3 separate regions of the Homo sapiens genome follow, and all the other regions are linked to region 2. The links are chromatin contacts, found by Hi-C or POLR2A ChIA-PET in ENCODE. All regions are on one chromosome and are shown on one strand. Each heading gives the region's core, a stretch centred on a gene start or an enhancer-like site at or near the end of the contact. The rest is flanking DNA. Distances are from core to core; before and after follow the strand shown. Region 1 overlaps KCNN1 (potassium calcium-activated channel subfamily N member 1). Region 2 overlaps FCHO1 (FCH and mu domain containing endocytic adaptor 1). Region 3 overlaps COLGALT1 (collagen beta(1-O)galactosyltransferase 1).

Region 1 (3,594 bases), core at 995-3,494, 220 kb after region 2:
AATATTCCCATATAACTTCTTTTTTTCTTTTTGAGACAGAGTCTCACTCTGTTGCCCAGGCTGGAGTGCAGAGGTGCGATCTCAGCTCACTGCAGCCTCCATCTCCTAGGTTTAAGGTATTCTCCTGCCTCAGCCTCCTGAGTAGCTAGGATTACAGGTGTATGCCGCCACGCCTAGCTACTTTTTGTATTTTTAGTAGAGATGGGGTTTCACCATGTTGGCCAGGCTGGTCTCGAACTCCTGACTTCAAGTAATCCACCTGCCTTGGCCTCCCAAAGTGCTGGGATTACAGGCATAAGCCACTGTGCCCGGCCTCATATAAGTTTTGACGCCCCCTCACCCCAAATTTAACTACTGATAGCCTACCATTGACCAAAAGCCTTACTGATAAACAGTTGATTCACATATATTTTGTGTATATATACTGTATTCTTACAGTAAGGTATGGTAGAGAAAGGAAAATATTAAGAAAATCAGGCCAGATGCAGTGGCTCATGCCTGTAATCCTAGCACTTTGGGAAGTTGAGGAGGGGGGATCACTTGAGCTCAGGAATTCAAGACCAGCCTGGGCAACATGGCAAAACTCCATTGCTACAAAAAAAAAAAAAAAAAAATAGAAAAATTAGCAGGAGGCTGAGGTGGGAGGATCACTTGAGCCTGGGAGGTAAAAGCTGCAGTCAGCTGTGACTGTACCACTGCACTCCAGTCTGGGAGACAGAGCAAGACTCTGTCTCTAAAAAATAAAATTTTAAGCCTGGGTGTAGTGGCTCATCCCTGTAATCCCAGCACCTTGGGAGGCAAAGGTGGGCGGATCACCTGAGGCCAGGAGTTCAAGACCAGCCTGGCCAACATGGTGAAACTTTGTCTCCACTAAAAATACAAAAATTAGCCGGGTGTGGTAGCGGGCACCTGTAATCTCAGCTACTTGGGAGGCTGAGGCAGGAGAGTCGCTTGAACCCAGGAGGTGGAGGTTGCAGTGAGCCGAGATCATGCCTCTGCACTCCAGCCTAGACAACAAGAGCGAGACTTCGTCTCAAAAATAAAAATAAAAATAAAAATTTTAAACCTCAGAAAAGACTAAAAAGAACCACCTGAAGGCTGGACACTGCTCTGGCCTCCAGATGTCACCCTCTGGCTCTAGGGACTGTGGTGCCTGAGAGAGGCCAGGGTAAGGTCAGTGGTGCTAGGAGGGGAGGCCCCCACAAGGTGTTTGCACTCGGAGTGGGGTCTGCCTTGCACTGATGGAGGGAAAAGGGTAGGGGGCACAGTGGAGGAAGCTGGGAGGAAGAGGCTGGGTGTGAGAGGACAGAGGAGCTGGGGTGGGCACCTCGTCCTGTCCTGTCTTCCTTCCACCACTGCCTCCATCCTCCCACGGAGGCCGCCGCGGGGTGGCAAACCGGTGTCCTGACCCAGCTGCGCTCAGAGCCGTGGAGTGATGTTCTAGTGCCACCTGGTGGCCAGAGTGGTGTCTGCACCCAGGACTGTCCCTGCCTGGCCGGCCTCCCCTGCCCATAGGGGGACAGTGCCAGAACCGGGCAGTTGAGGTGGTAGGGATGCCCCACTGGCTGCTGTAACAGTAATTGTGGCTGTCGTGTTCCCAGTCTGTGATTGCGTCAGATTCTCAGGGCAGTCACCTTCGTCATTAGACCCCTGTCCCCTCCCCAGCCTAATGGGAGGGGTGGCAGTTCACGACTGAACAGGGTCCCCCCTCCTCTTCTTCCTAGGCAGCCATGTCCCCACGCTCCTGCTGTTCCCCAGCCTGGAGCAACGTCAGCCCCAAACATCCCCCAGGTCTGTGGGTACCACTTGAGCACTGCCTGTGGCTATGTGTGCCCTGTGGCCACTAGACCCCCAGGGCAGCTCTGGGCATGTCCCCCCACCCCAGAACCTCACTAGGCCTTTCCCAGGCCTGCCAGCCCTGAGCTTGGCTTGCTTGCTTTCTTTTTCTTGAGACGGATTTTCCCTCTTGTCACTCAGGCGCACTGAAACCTCCACCTCCTGGGTTCAAGTGATTCTCCTGCCTCATCCCCCCCGAGTAGCGGGGATTACAGGTGCCCGCTACCACATCCGGCTAATTTTTGTATTTTTAGTGGAGACAAAGTTTCACCATGTTGGCCAGGCTGGTCTCAAACTCCTGACCTCAGGCGATTCGCCTGCCTCGGCCTCCCAAAGTGCTGGGATTACAGGCGTGAGCCACCACAACCAGCTGAGCTTGGCATTTAAGACCTGTCTTTTAGGCTGGGCGCCTCCCGGAAAGAGGAGGTTGTAATGAGCCGAGATTGGGCCACTGCACTCCAGCATAGGTGACGGAGGGAGTCTCTGTCTCAAAGAAAAAAAAAAAAAAGAGAGAAAGAAAAGACCAGTCTCTCCCCTCATCCACTCTCCAATCCTTCCCTGGGCCCAGCAAGGGACCTCTGGGGCTGGGGGTATCCTCCCAGCCACCCCTCACACGGGCCCCATTAGTGGCTGGCACCCACCTGGAGCGTGTGGGCTGTCCCTCTCTGTCATTGGTGTCGTGGTATCGTCCTTTCCTCTCTCACTCAGCGGCGCCTCTCTCCTGCCCCTCTCTGTCTCCCGCAGACCCAGACCGTCATGTACGACCTTGTATCGGAGCTGCACGCTCAGCACGAGGAGCTGGAGGCCCGCCTGGCCACCCTGGAAAGCCGCTTGGATGCGCTGGGTGCCTCTCTACAGGCCCTGCCTGGCCTCATCGCCCAAGCCATACGCCCACCCCCGCCTCCCCTGCCTCCCAGGCCCGGCCCCGGCCCCCAAGACCAGGCAGCCCGGAGCTCCCCCTGCCGGTGGACGCCCGTGGCCCCCTCGGACTGCGGGTGACGGCCCTGCCCGCCACCAGACCCCTAAATCTTGGCCATCGTGTGGCCGCCACCTCCGGGAAGCCTTGTACAGTGGCGCCTCTTGGAGTTCAAGAAGCCAACGCTGAGTCAGGCTGAGTGGACTGAGGCCTGCCCCGCCCAGACTGCCCAGGCAGAGGGCAGGGCTGGACCATGGGTGAGGGCAGGGGAGCCCGGAGCTTCCTCTGGTCACCTGGTCCCCCGACTCTCCCCAGGCCCCCGGTGGGCATGGAGCAGCCCGGGGAGGGGTCCGTGCTGGTTCTGAATAAAGCAGGACCCGCCTAGTGGCTGCCTGTGTGCATGGCTGGAAGGCACTGGTGATGTCCCAGGAGGTAGACCTCCAGCCCTGGGTACCAAGATGAATGTGGGAATCAGAAAAACCTGTTCCCATCACCGGCCTAGCCTAGAATCCTAGCCTAGAAGCCCTCTCTCCCTCTGGGCTGGAGCTCAGTGAGGGACAACTCTCTAGGGACACCTGTACCAGCCCCACCTGGCGCTGAGATCCCTCAGACAGCATGGCCCAGCCCTGGCCAGAAGCATCGCTCCCCTTCAACCAACCGCGTTGATGGACACCCACTGTGTGCCAGGCCCCAGCGGGGCCCATGGGGGAGGTGACCTGGGTGAGGAAGGTCATTTGGGTTTTTGTGAGATTTGTATTGAGCACCTGCTGTCTACAGAGAATGTGATGATGTCAATTACCACACTGATTCCTCATCAGAACTTGACCATGGTGGGATGGGGG
Region 2 (3,096 bases), core at 263-2,762:
CTGGAAACTAAAGAGCCGAGATTGAGGGGCGGGCTGGAGCCTGGGGGCTGGGTTCATATCCCACCTCAGCTGCAAAGTCCCATGGACTACGTGGGTGTGAATAATGTCCCTGCCGAAGCTCAGTTTGTCCCAGGAACCTGCCCACACACCCAGGGAAGACAGTCGTTGCCATCAGGGTTGGTTTTGAGGTCTGAGTCAAGGCCTGGGGGCAGGGCGGGGGGCGGTTGGCAGGGTGAGATGGAAGGTTCGATAGTGGGGCGCCTGACTCACTGCTGCCCCCTGACTCCCCTAGACATGTCCAGAGGTGGATGAAGAAGGTTTCACTGTCCGGCCTGATGTGACCCAGAACAATATCCTTCTGGCACCCCCTGGGGGCAGTTGTTGGCACAGCAAGGACAAAATTCTCCGTAATAACCAGTCCACCTTCAGCAGTCCTCTCTGTGTACATCCTGGAGAGAGTCTCCTTTGTGGATGAAGCCAACCTAAATGTAAACACCCACTCTATGGGGTCAGCACTGGGCAAGAGGGAGAGAGAAAAGGAGATCTAGCAGGGCTTCCTGGAGGAGGGGGCACCAGTGTTGGGGTTTTGCAGCCGAATAGGAGTTTGCCAGTTAGTTCTGGGCATGCTTGTGCAAAGGCTTCTCGGGGGGGGTGGGAGTGCTGGTGGGACATGGTGTCAGGACTGAAGGTGGCGCGTGGTGAGCGATGGGATTGGGCAGGACCTCGAAGGGTTTGAGCAGGGAGGGACGAGGCTGGATTGGAGAGCTGACTGGGGGAAAGCTTGTGTTGGGATTGGCTTGGACCTTGACTGCAGCCCACGCACGGCCGAGCCCTCCCGTTTCTCGTCCAGCGACTCCGACTTCGACGATGAAGAGCCCCGCAAGTTCTATGTGCACATCAAGCCTGCCCCGGCCCGGGCTCCAGCCTGCAGCCCCGAGGCAGCAGCGGCACAGCTCAGGGCCACCGCGGGCAGCCTCATCCTTCCTCCTGGCCCAGGGGTGAGGCGTGGGAGGGGTGCCCTGGGTGTTGCTAGAGAGGCTGGCTGGATGCATTCGTGTGTGATGTTGCCCACTTTGTCCACAGGGCACCATGAAACGCCATTCTTCACGTGAGTAGCCTTTGGTCTTCAGAGTGGGGAGGATCCTAAGGAAGGGAGGCTATGGGTTTGGGCTTGAATCATAACTCCGTTTTGTAACTTTGGGCAGGCTGCTTAACCACACTGACCTTCAGTCTCCTTTTCTGTAAAATGAGGTCATTATGAAATTAAGTGAGAGCTGAAAGGGGTAGCTGGGGCCAGGAGAAGCTAGCATCTGGAGACAGGCTCGCTTAGGCTTGAATCCATGTCTGCCTGATTTGCTGATCACCTTGGGCAACTGGCTGGACACCCCCGAGCCTCGGTCCCTTGGTCTGTGGAGTGGGGAGCATTGCAGGCAGGGTGACAAGAAGGCTGAAGGAGGTGCATCTCTTGTAGGGGACGCTGCTGGGAAACCCCAGAGACCTCGGTCTGCCCCCAGAACCAGCAGGTGGGTTCCACACGAGTGGGCAGGTGGGGGCTGTCCCCACCTCCTCCCTCCACCTCCCCATGTCTCCGCCTGGTGTTCTCTTGTCCCGGCTGGGAGTTGACGTCATGCTGGGGTTTTTTTGTTTTTGTTTTTGTTTTGAGACAGAGTCTCACTCTGTCACCCAGGCTGGAGTGCGATTTCAGCTCACTGCAACCTCCACCTCCTGAGTTCAAGCGATTTTCATGCCTCAGCCTCCTAAGTAGCTGAGATTACAGGCACCCACCACCACGCCCAGCTAACTTTTGTATTTTTAGTAGAGACAGGGTTTCACCATGTTGGCCCGGCTGGTCTCGAACTCCTGACCTCAAGTGATCTGCCCACCTCGGCTTGCCAAAGTGCTGGGATTACAGGCATGAGCCCTTGTGCCTGGCCCATGCTGGCTTTTGAGGGACCATTTAGTCATTCATTTGATGAACATTTATTGAGTGCCTGCTGTGTACCTGTGCTGTTCTAGGGTCTGGGTTCTGAGACAGGTCTCCCTTCTCAGAGTCACATTCTAGTGACTCCAGATTTTAAGAATAGCAAATAGGGCCAGGCGTGGCGGCTCACGCCTGTAATTCCAGCACTTTGGGAGGCCAAGGCAGGCGGATCACCTGAGGTCGAGAGTTCGAGACCAGCCTGACCAACATAAAGAAACCCCATCTCTACTAAAAATACAGCATTAGCCAGGCATGGTGGCACATGCCTGTAATCCCAGCTATTCGAGAGGGTGAGGCAGGAGAATCGCTTGAACCTGGGAGGCGGAGCTTGCAGTAAGCCACTGTTGTGCCATTGCATTCCAGCCTGGGCAGCAAGAGGAAACTCCGTCTCAAAAAAAAAAAAAAAAAAAAAAAAAAAGCAAATAAGTTAGAGCATATTCGATACTTCTAAGTGCTACGAAGAAACTAAAGCAGATGACGCGAAGACAGGAGGAGGTGACTTCCCTTGAGGTGGGGTTGGGAACCTCCCTGAGGGGGTGACTTGGAGCTAAGCCCCAAAGAGGAGCTAGGAGGTGACTGTGAAGAGAGCTGGGGAAATGGAACTCCAGACTGGGAACAGGCTGCACACAGTGGCTCACACCTGCAATCCCAGCACTGGCCAAAGCAGCCAGATCACTTGAGGTCAGGAGTTTGGGATCAGGCTGGCCAGCATGGTAAAACCCCGTCTCTGCTAAAAATACAAAAATTAGCCGGGCATGGTGGCAGGTGCCTGTAATCCCAGCTACTCTGGAGGCTGAGGCAGGAGAATCGCTTGAACGCAGGAAGCGGAGGTTGCAGCAAGCTGAGATCGTGCCACTGCACTGCAGCCTGGCCGACAGAGCAAGACTCCGTCTCAAAAAAAAAAAAGACTGGGAACAGCATGTGCAAAGGCCCCAGGGTGGGATGAGGCTTGGGAAAAATAGAAGCAGCCCTCTTGGCCTCACCCTCTCTAGCTGTGCAGAGAGATTGCAGTCAGAGGAGCAGGTGTCCAAGAACCTCTTTGGGCCGCCCCTGGAGTCAGCCTTTGACCACGAAGATTTTACAGGTGATGGGGATAAGGGATTGGAGGGCATGGG
Region 3 (3,527 bases), core at 193-2,692, 200 kb before region 2:
GTACTAGAAGTCATGGCCACAGAGCCACTTTAAACCAGCACCTGCCCAGTGCTGCTGGGGGCACTCACCAGCCCAGGCATCCTCATCCACCCTCAGAGGGAGAGGCTGTGATTGGAGGAGGGTGTCTGACTAGGCTTCGAACTTGGGCCATCAGGGCCGGGCATGGTGGCGCACACCTGTGGTCCCAACTATTTGGGAGGCTAAAGTGGGAGAGTGGCTTGAGCCCAGGAGTTAAGGCTGCAGTCAGCCAAGATCGTGCCACTGCACTGCAGACTGGACAGCAGAGCAAAACCGTGTCTCAGAAAAAAGAAAAATGGCTGGGCGTGGTGGCTCATGCCTGTAATCTCAGCACTTTGGGAGGCCGAGGCAGGCGGATCACCTTAGGTCAGGAGTTCAAGACCAGCCTGGCCAACATGGTGAAACCTAGACTCTACTAAAAATACAAAAATTATCTGGGTGTGGTGGTGGGCACCTGTAATCCCTCTACTTGGGAGACTGAGGCAGGAGAATCACTTGAACCCAGGAGGCAGAGGTTGCAGTGGGCTGAAATCATGCCATTGCACTCCAGCCTGGGCGACAAGAGTGACACTCCATCTCAAAAAAAGAAAAATAAAATCCGGGCGTAGTGGCACATGCCTGTAATCCCAGCTGCTCAGGAGGCTGAGGCAGAATTACTTGAACCTGGGAGGCGGAGGTTGCAGTTGAGATCGTTCCACTGCACTCCAGCCTGGGCGACAGGGCGAGACTCCGTCTCAAAAAAAAAAAAAAAGAAAAAGAAAAGAAAAACTTGTTATCGAATGTGAAGCCAAATGGGGGTGTGCGGCTGCAAGGCGGGAGGTGCATGAGGCGTGGGCATTTGAGGGGCTGGGAGGCCTTTCTCTTCTGAGATCCATTATGGACGGCAGAGGGCAGAGGTTTGGATGTCCAGATGTCCCTGGAGCTAGGAGAGGCAGGGAGATGCACTGGCTTCTCTACGGGTCTTTCAAACCTTCTCAAAGCAAAGCTCTGTGCTTTAGGGTCAGGCCTGGCCTTGGCCTCCCTGTGATGTGGCGGGGCTTCCTCCCTCAGGTGGTGGACCGGGGGCTGCAGAAATCGCTTGTGTTTGAGGATGACCTGCGTTTTGAGATCTTCTTCAAGAGACGTCTGATGAACCTCATGCGGGATGTGGAGCGGGAGGGCCTGGACTGGGACCTCATGTGAGTGGGGGTCTGAGGATGGGGTGAAGCTGGGGCCTGGGGCAAGGCCAGGACTTAGAGGTGGGGGTGGGGGCAGGGTGGAGCTGGGACCTGGGGATGGGTCATGGCTTAGAGGCGGGGCTTGAAGGTGGGGTGGAACTGGAGCCTAGGTACATGGCCAGGGCTTAGAGGTGGGGCTGGGAGGCGGAGTGGAGCTGAATCCTACGGGCGTGGCCACAGCGCTGCAGCTGAGCCTAGAGCCTGTATGTCTGGGTGTGGTCAGGGTGGCAGGCGTGGCCAACCCTTGGAAGCGTAGCAGGAGGGCTCACGTGGTTCCTGGGCCTGAAGGCACTGTCAGGGCTGTAGCCTATAGGGAAGGGCGTTGGAAGGATCACCCAGAACTCAAGGGACCTGGCCGGAAGCCTGCAGGCTTGGTCAAGGCTTAGAGACTTGACTGAGGCCTGTGGAGGTGGATGTGGCTAAAATTTGACCGGGCAGCCTGTGGGCGTGGCTGAAGAGCATGGGGGTGTGGTCAGAGCTGGAGGTGTGGCCGAAGAGTGTGGGGGCGTGGCCAGGGCGCCTGGTCTTAGACAAGCCCCTGGATGGGAGTGCCACCAACATGTTTCCAGCACTGGAGCCGTCCTTCTCTTCTGTAAGTGGGCTGGTTTGTCCTCTCCCTTCCTCCATCTCTTTTTTCCCTTCCATGTGCAGTGCCCTAATCTGCATTCTGGGAACACTGCCCCATGTGAATAGTAACTGCACCCCTCCATTCCTGACTGCCCCCCCATCAGGGCACCTCGCCCACCTCCACCCCCACTGTCCTCTGAACTCAGAGCAGCTTCAGCCTCAGAGAACGTCTGCGTGATCCTGCTCTCCCCAGCTCCAGATCCTCCATGGCTCCCTCACGCCCTTTGGAAAAACTCACTCTTCTCCCCCATGACCGCCAGACCCCTGGGCTCCTGCATTCACTCCATCCAGTCACAGAGCTCTGCAAACATGCTGAGCCTGCTCCCATCCCAGGACCTGACGGGGTAACTAGATCCCTGGCTTTCTGGGCAAGCTCCCTCCGGAGGGCGGGAGGAGAGTGACAGGCCCGATCTTGCACCCCAGCTATGTGGGCCGGAAGCGGATGCAGGTGGAGCACCCCGAGAAGGCTGTGCCTCGCGTGAGGAACCTGGTGGAGGCCGACTATTCCTACTGGACCCTGGCCTACGTGATCTCCCTGCAAGGCGCCCGCAAACTGCTGGCTGCTGAGCCGCTCTCCAAGATGCTGCCTGTGGACGAGTTCCTGCCCGTCATGTTCGACAAACACCCAGTGTGAGAGGGGCAGGCGGCTGCTGGGCTGGGGTTTCACGGTGGGTCTGTCCTGGGAGAATGGGGATGTGAGACTCACGGCCTCCGAGAAGATGTCTCTTCTTTTGCCTACTTCTCCCTCCGTTTGCCCCCTCGCAGATCTGTCTCCATTTGTATCCCCTGCACACTTACGTTTTAATCTGTCCCCGCTGACTTCTTCACCCCCAATTTTTCCTCCAGCTGTCCCGTCCCCTGAAGCCATTGCTGCCCCTCACTCCCCTCCTCCTCCCCCCAGGTCCGAGTACAAGGCCCACTTCTCCCTCCGCAACCTGCATGCCTTCTCTGTGGAGCCGCTGCTCATCTACCCCACACACTACACAGGAGACGATGGCTATGTGAGTGACACCGAGACCTCAGTCGTATGGAACAATGAGCACGTCAAGACCGACTGGGACCGCGCCAAGTCCCAGAAGATGCGGGAGCAGCAGGCACTGAGCCGTGAGGCCAAGAACTCGGACGTGCTCCAGTCCCCACTGGACAGTGCTGCCCGGGATGAACTCTGAGGGGTAGCAGCCAGAAAGCCAAAGCAGCCATCGGTGGCCCAGGCTCCACGTGCTTACTGAGGACATCAGGTCCACCTCTGGACCCCTTGGCAGGCCACAGAGGGCTCTCGTGTGGGGTGGTGTCCAGCCAGCTCTTGCTAAGCAATCACGTGCACACAGGCAGCATTAATGGAGTGCCTACTGCATGCCAGCAACAGGGCTTGGCCCTGGGGAATTGGGAGGAACCAAGCCCTCTTCATCTGTTCATGTGCCCAGCATTTATTAAGCACCTGCTGTATGCAAGGTTCCCATGTTACGGCAGTGAATGAGGCATAATTGTTCCCTCCATCAGCGATTGATTCAGTCATCAAGCAGTTACTGATCAGATTAAGAATCAGGCACTAGTGATACACATTCATTTTTAAAATTCATTCAAGGATTTATTGAGTGCCTACTGTGTGTTGGGTGCCATTCCAGGCTCTGGGATTTTTTTTTTTTTTTTTTTAAGAGTAGAGTC

Evidence for each region. Hi-C counts contacts between places; a loop is a spot of excess contacts on that map. ChIA-PET counts read pairs that join two places held with the same protein, here RNA polymerase II (POLR2A). Pooled maps may share reads with other maps.
Region 1: a map with no recorded cell type shows a loop between it and region 2 (10-fold over the local background). The contact joins two enhancer-like sites. A Hi-C loop is called at or near these places in 1 of 168 maps with a recorded cell type or tissue (posterior vena cava), 1 of 37 single-sample maps with no recorded cell type and 5 of 50 pooled maps. POLR2A ChIA-PET finds 5 or more read pairs at or near these places in 3 of 52 experiments (A673, WTC11 and activated B cell).
Region 3: a map of heart right ventricle shows a loop between it and region 2 (2.1-fold over the local background). The contact joins two enhancer-like sites. A Hi-C loop is called at or near these places in 4 of 168 maps with a recorded cell type or tissue (HCT116, MCF 10A, PC-9 and 1 more) and 8 of 50 pooled maps. POLR2A ChIA-PET finds 5 or more read pairs at or near these places in 4 of 52 experiments (BJ, H1, HEK293 and 1 more).

Annotation. Positions count from the first base shown.
Region 1 is chr19:17,995,572-17,999,165 of GRCh38, forward strand. KCNN1 (potassium calcium-activated channel subfamily N member 1) reads left to right here. Exons shown (of 10, transcript NM_001386974.1): 10 at 2,581-3,594. The coding sequence ends at 2,835. Among named protein-coding and RNA genes, the nearest start is that of ARRDC2, 11 kb to the right of the region's middle. RefSeq lists an enhancer at 1,215-1,716 and a silencer at 1,331-1,580. Within about 2 kb of position 2,245, at least 4 of the 41 ENCODE cell types and tissues checked have a DNase peak (open chromatin) inside an H3K27ac peak, as active enhancers do.
Region 2 is chr19:17,775,164-17,778,259 of GRCh38, forward strand. It overlaps FCHO1 (FCH and mu domain containing endocytic adaptor 1), which reads left to right. Exons shown (of 29, transcript NM_015122.3): 15 at 293-350; 16 at 820-998; 17 at 1,084-1,108; 18 at 1,472-1,523; 19 at 2,974-3,065. Among named protein-coding and RNA genes, the nearest start is that of B3GNT3, 18 kb to the right of the region's middle. RefSeq lists an enhancer at 1,264-1,603. Within about 2 kb of position 1,513, at least 3 of the 41 ENCODE cell types and tissues checked have a DNase peak (open chromatin) inside an H3K27ac peak, as active enhancers do.
Region 3 is chr19:17,578,414-17,581,940 of GRCh38, forward strand. COLGALT1 (collagen beta(1-O)galactosyltransferase 1) reads left to right here. Exons shown (of 12, transcript NM_024656.4): 10 at 1,069-1,196; 11 at 2,286-2,492; 12 at 2,764-3,527. The coding sequence ends at 3,031. Among named protein-coding and RNA genes, the nearest start is that of COLGALT1, 25 kb to the left of the region's middle. RefSeq lists enhancers at 1,483-1,692, 1,527-1,821. Within about 2 kb of position 1,443, at least 4 of the 41 ENCODE cell types and tissues checked have a DNase peak (open chromatin) inside an H3K27ac peak, as active enhancers do.